Linked DNA regions of Homo sapiens: region 2 is linked to region 1. A link is a contact called in ENCODE Hi-C or POLR2A ChIA-PET data. All regions are on one chromosome and are shown on one strand. The core of a region is the stretch at or near the end of the contact, and the rest is flanking DNA. Distances in the headings are between cores, read along the strand shown. Region 1 overlaps RAD51B (RAD51 paralog B). Region 2 overlaps RAD51B (RAD51 paralog B).

What was found. Hi-C counts contacts between places; a loop is a spot of excess contacts on that map. ChIA-PET counts read pairs that join two places held with the same protein, here RNA polymerase II (POLR2A). Pooled maps may share reads with other maps.
Region 2: a loop to region 1 is called in a pooled map, with 2.5 times the contacts of the local background. The contact joins two enhancer-like sites. A Hi-C loop is called at or near these places in 3 of 168 maps with a recorded cell type or tissue (Caco-2, endothelial cell of hepatic sinusoid and psoas muscle), 1 of 37 single-sample maps with no recorded cell type and 4 of 50 pooled maps. POLR2A ChIA-PET finds 5 or more read pairs at or near these places in 8 of 52 experiments (A549, GM12878, IMR-90 and 5 more).

Annotation. Positions count from the first base shown.
Region 1 is chr14:68,123,907-68,126,838 of GRCh38, forward strand. The region is part of intron 7 of RAD51B (RAD51 paralog B); the gene reads left to right. It overlaps LOC105370546 (a long non-coding RNA gene), which reads right to left. Exons shown (of 4, transcript XR_943976.3): 4 at 1-1,503. Among named protein-coding and RNA genes, the nearest start is that of RAD51B, 310 kb to the left of the region's middle. Within about 2 kb of position 1,430, at least 8 of the 41 ENCODE cell types and tissues checked have a DNase peak (open chromatin) inside an H3K27ac peak, as active enhancers do; they include PC-3, where a contact is called at or near this core.
Region 2 is chr14:68,180,235-68,183,166 of GRCh38, forward strand. All of the region lies in intron 7 of RAD51B (RAD51 paralog B), which reads left to right. Among named protein-coding and RNA genes, the nearest start is that of RAD51B, 360 kb to the left of the region's middle. Within about 2 kb of position 1,522, at least 4 of the 41 ENCODE cell types and tissues checked have a DNase peak (open chromatin) inside an H3K27ac peak, as active enhancers do; they include PC-3, where a contact is called at or near this core.

The sequences.
Region 1 (2,932 bases), core at 180-2,679:
TCATTTATCCATCTTGGATAAAAAGCCTAGTTGGTCCTGCTATGATTTGACTCTGTGTTTCTTCAGGCTCTAAGTATTCCAAAATGATGCATTAGCTCCCTGGACTCTCTGTGCATCAGAGACCTAGGATGTGCTATTTAAATCATCTGGCAAATTGATGTGTGGGGGAATGGAACTCTTTCCCCCATTTTTTAAAAAAAATTAAATTTTGTAATGGTGGCACATTGTATAATAAGCACATATGAAGATTGGAGCTATCATTTTGGAAATGACCTTAAATAGAAGGAGGAAATGATAGACTCATAGTACCATCCAACAGTGTGGGTTCAGCCTATTTTCCATTCCTACCACAGAGCTGCTGGGTGACTCTGAGTAAGCAGTTTCATCCAATTTTACTGTAAGCCTTTGCATTCCTAATAGAGGCACAATAGTATTGGTACCTGTCTTATTCAGAGAGTGGCAGATTAAGAAGACTTTGGGTGATTTCTAACTTCTAGCAGCCGTACACACGAAAAAGTCTGTACAATATAGTGTGTTTTTGTACTCAGATATTTCATGTGATGGCTCTATTTTTTGAAGCCATAGAATAATTCTTCCTTAAGTAAAACAGCAAACTAGCTCCTTGATGTCACTGAGTTTGTGAATTATTTTCGTTCATTTTGATTAGTACATAGGCCTCACAAGCTATTAAGGAGAAAAAAGAAGACAGGTTTTCTTATTCTTATTTTAATGATGAGATATATACAGTTGAAAGGAATTATGTAAGGCCGGGTGTGGTGGCTCACACCTGTAATCTCAGCACTTTGGGAGGCCAAGGGGGGCGGATCATGAGGTCAGGAGTTTGAGACCAGCCTGGCCAACATGGTGAAACCCCATCTCTACTAAAAATACAAAGATTAGCTGGGCATGGCGGGCACCTGTAATTCCAGCTACTTGGGAGGCTGAGGCAGGAGAATCACTTGAACCCGGGAGGTGGAGGTTATAGTGAGCCGAGATTGTGCCATTGCACTCCAGCCTGGGTGACAGAGCAAGACTCTGACTCAAAAAAAAAAAAAAATTATATAGCTTTCTCAAGCTCTCATGAGAAACAGGTGACGAAGTGAAATTTTCCTGCATAATGTCACATTGGATGAGAAATGTATCCTTATTTAAAATGTTACATCAGGGAGTCATATGCTTTATGGTGCACTCATGCCAGCAGTAACATTGTTGAGCTCCATATGAGACACACAGCAAAGTGGTTTAAAAATTGCATAGGGCTGTAGCATTCATTTACACAACATTCAAAACAAAACAATTACTGAATCAAGCAAGTGGAAATGCAGAATCTAAGGGGGTGAAAAAAGATTGTCTTGTGTTTACTTCTTTTTTAATTCTCTCATTGTCTTCAGTTGATATTCCTCTCAGATGCCAGATACCTGTCATTGTTGCCAGATGACTGGACTCTGCTGGCTCATCAAGGGGCTGTGGCAGTGCTTGTTTCCATGAGAGCTGGAAGAAAAACTGCAATGGAAAAGCACACGCAGTCGTTCATAAGTAGCTGGCTGTGTAATTCTCAGTGCCCTGTGTTCATCTGAATGTGAACTTAATCTGATATTGCTTAGAACTGGGGCTTCATCAATGCAAATGACTGTGCTTGCAAGCTGAACTTCAATATTTGTGAGCAGTGGCAGAGCACTTTGGTTAATGTGTACATATTCAGGTTTGTAGAAAAAAAATCTGTGCAATTTGACTGTGGTCAGTTTAGTTGCCAGGAGAATTGGATATTCCTGGGAAAAGAAAAAAAGTGTCTCACTTCTGGAGCCATTGTAACCATGTAGGTATTTAAGAGGTTTTTGTTTTGTTTTGTTTTGTTTTTTCAAAGATAAATCCCTTTTTGGATGATTAGTCAGTTGATCTTAAATATCATGTAATTGGCCATGAAAATTGATGGAAGGCTCTGTTCTTAGAACTGTAGCTCCATTGAAACTCATTCTCATGGTGTCATTTAGAAAGCACCAACGTCCCATAGGATCACATGAAAACAGAGTCTAAAGGAGTTATCAAAATGATACTTAAGAAGTTGAAGTAAGTCATCCCATATCTGATCTTCATGATGACTATCAACACTTATGTTAGATGGGCACTCTCATTAATCCTGGTGTTTTCCCATGATTTCTCTGGTGCTAGATCTGATATGAATAACTTGGTTGCAATAATTATAATAGAAGGGAGATTGAATTATATACATCTTTGTTTTATAGCTATACCTTTTTTTGTGCTAATAATTTTTTACTGTAGTAACAACAAAAATCATTCTTTTATCAGCTTTTAAATATTCGTATTCATAATAGCACTTCCCTTAGTTTATGTAGCCTTGTTTCCTGAGCATGTTTGCTGCCTTGATTCTATTGTTGTGCATGCTCTTGTTCTGGGGGAGCCATTTAGGTTTTGTGTATGCCAAAAAAAAGTCTCATACTCAGCAGTTACAAAATTACTTTCCTTCTTTATGGATTACTTTATATTCAAGTCCTCCAGTCCTAAGTCGTTGTCAGCAAAGATTGGAAGCAGCAGTCAGAAGTGTTCTACTCCTTTGAATAACTGCATAAAACTATAGCCCCTCACCAAAGAAAATGGGTTTTCATGTATGACACGTTGATCAGCATGAGATTGCTGCTGAGCTGGAGAAGAGACTGTGCAGTGACTTACTTGACAGCAGAGGTGCTTTTTACTTCCTTAGTACTCAAACTGCAGCATCTGTTCCATACCAGAAGTGAGCAGCTTGTTTTCCAATCAAAATGGATTCTTCTGCAATTGTACCTTTTTTGGAAATTAGGTACACTTTCTAACATATATGTTTTGAGGCCCTTGAGTATTTGAAACATTTCCTAGTCTACTTTCCCAGACTTAAAAGATATCATGTGTGAAATATGTGGAATGAGAATCTCAAGGT
Region 2 (2,932 bases), core at 272-2,771, 56 kb after region 1:
ACAGATGGTTTGGGGAGCGCTAACATTCATCTTTACTTTGCCTTCATCTATTATTTTGCCCAAACGTGTTTATCCTACAGCCTGCTTACTAATGGCTCAGTTTGTTCTAGCTAGTTGTGGTTTGGGAGTAGGAGGCCACTCTGCCCACTGTTAGATGAGGGGATTGTAAATGTTAGAGAGGGCCGGGGTAGAGGAGTACTCTTTTTAAGAAAAGTAGTTGACTTTGATAATGAAAAAGTATCATCATGATTATCGTCATGCTGTTGAGTGCTTTACTACATTTCAGGCACGATAAGGTTATATATTTAATACTTACAACTTTATGAGCAGCTGTCGTCATTATCGCCACTTTACAAATATGGAAACCCAGGCAAAAAGAGGCTAAGTAACTTTGCCAAGGTCTCACAGGTAGCAAATTGCAGAGCCAGAATGCAAAACTACTGCCTTATGATCTGCTTCTCTAAGTAGCTGGGAATGGAGAAAGACGGCGAGCAGATGTATAGAATGCACTGATTAGGGTGACTGGGTGAGCTCTGTGCTGAGTTATACTTCAAGATGTACAGGACAGAGTTAGGGAAATGTGAGACCAAGGGCTTTTCTGGGCAGGAACAACCATACTGGCTGCTGTGGCAAGGTTAGAGCCTGCCAGGTAACTACAGTGAGACTTCCTTTTCATACAGATTGGGGGAACTGGCAAGACAAGTTATCATCACCTCCACATAGCAGGTGAGGGAAGGGAAGCAACAGCAGAGGCATTGGTGTTTTGTATTTAGAAGGGCACATAGCCTAATGCTAAAACTCACCCATTAGTTACATCAATGTTTGGATGCTCTTTGAAAGACTTCTCAGGAGAGGTGTGAGAATGATTTGATTTGAAGGTGGGTTTTAGTCTTGACCGTGTGCCACAGCAAACAAAATGAAACTCCCCTTGAGATAAAGGTAATCAAGATGAAGGTGTATTTACAAAGATGAGCAGTGGGATTTATCCAGTGACTCTGGAAGGTAATCCCCAGATTTAGTGCTCCATGAATACCTTGCCATGTTCCTAAGCTGGTAAATTACTCTGAGTTTTATGAGAGCGGATTGTGGGAAGCATCTAGATGAAATTCAGCCTGTTTCACCTCGAGTCCAGGGCTCACTAATGCACCCCAGGTGTGCAGACTGCCCAGGCTTTCTGCCTTGGAAGCCTCAAGGAACTTTCATCCCAAAGGGAAGCTTTGAAGAATACCAAGGACCTTTCTATCTGTCCTTGATTTTTTGTCATTTTTCTGCCCACATTTGGTAATTGGAGATATTTGTGGTGTTAAAGCCGGACTTGTTCCTTCTCAGCCTGCCCCCTCCAGTAGTGAAATTTTAAGCCTGTGGCTTTGATTATGCAAAGCAGTGATTTCTCTGCAGTGTCCCTCAGATGTAAAAGGAGAATGACTGAAATACTAGAAAGGAAGTTACGGGAAATCACCAAACAACCATTTTCCATGTCTACAGATCCTTTCATCTGAGGGCAAAAGAAGCTGGAGAGGGTGCCTCCAAAGGTGGGGGTTTGGAGGAGCACAATTTAAAATTCTCTGGGTTGTAGGCTAAGGATCAAAGGGTTATGTCCTCAGAATTACACGGTGAGTCACTGGAAAAACTCTGAGTAAAAGTCAGGCATCCTGTTTTCCAATCTTATATGCCTAATAATTTCAACTGGCTTTAAGACAGTACATTTATGTATATTTTTCATTTAGATCCATTGCCACCTAAAGAATATAATGATGTATGCATTATATAGATTATGGTTTCCATGCCCTAGAGCATCATGAGGTGTTTTGCCATGAGAATACAGTGGGTTAGGTGAAGAGGTGCTTGAGAAGCCTTGGTGTCTAATGTGTGGTCTCAGTACTCTGTGGAATCTCCTCCTCCCTTACAAACCACTGCCTCTATTCAAGCCATCTTGTGCTTCAATTTAGAAGTTCTCCTTTAAGAGAGAGTTTTCCAAAGCTAAATTAACAGCTATGCAGTGTACTGAGTAACTCTGTGATTTACTTTTTCCAATTTTGACTGCTGTAAGCATTTCAGTTTGTTTCCCACTAGTTTGGATCAACATGTTGGTTTTAACTTTATCTCCAAATGTAATGATTTTACATATTATAGACAAATGTGTTTGCACAGTTAAGGGCAGCAGGATTTGCTTGAACAGAGAATATGTGAGTTCTGTAACTTTTAATATTCAATTCAATTTAAATTCTTTTTCATATGTCCTTTTTATATATTCCAGTTTCTGATTATGGGTAACCTGACTTGAAGGTCAGACCATCTGAAGTGAAGATGGTTAAATTGTATGTGTTTGCACATGCATACACGTGTGTGTGTGTGTGCATGCATCCACATACACATGGGTGTTCATGTGGTAAAGGAGAGCCAGAGAGATGTTTAATTTCCTCACCACATTGTAGAAACTGAAAGAGACATGTACTGCAGAAACAAATTCTGAGATACGTTTGCTAACCACTTTTTTAGGTTTCACCTTCCGGGGAAAATGTTAAGGCATTTGCAAACATGCCTAGTTTCTTAGCGATTTAAGGCGCATAGACTCTCTGTGACTACACCTAGAGAGGTAAGACATGGAAAAGAACATAAGCTTTGAGCCACCTAGATTAGGGGCTTAATCTGGCCACACCACTTTTTAGATGTATAACTTCAGGTTGATTACTGGACCTGTATTCCTTTTCTTTCCTTGGTTGACACTTGTTCCAACTTATGATGTTGGTTTATGATTTTGATTTTAGTTTGGTTAACTTCTTATTTGGGGGATTTTGACTGACTTAATTTGTTCTCATCTTGTGTTAGGGTTCTCTAGAGGGGTAGAACTAACAGGATAGATGAATATATGAAGGGAAATTTATTAAGTAGTATTGACTCACACGATCACAAGGTGAGGTCCCACAATAGG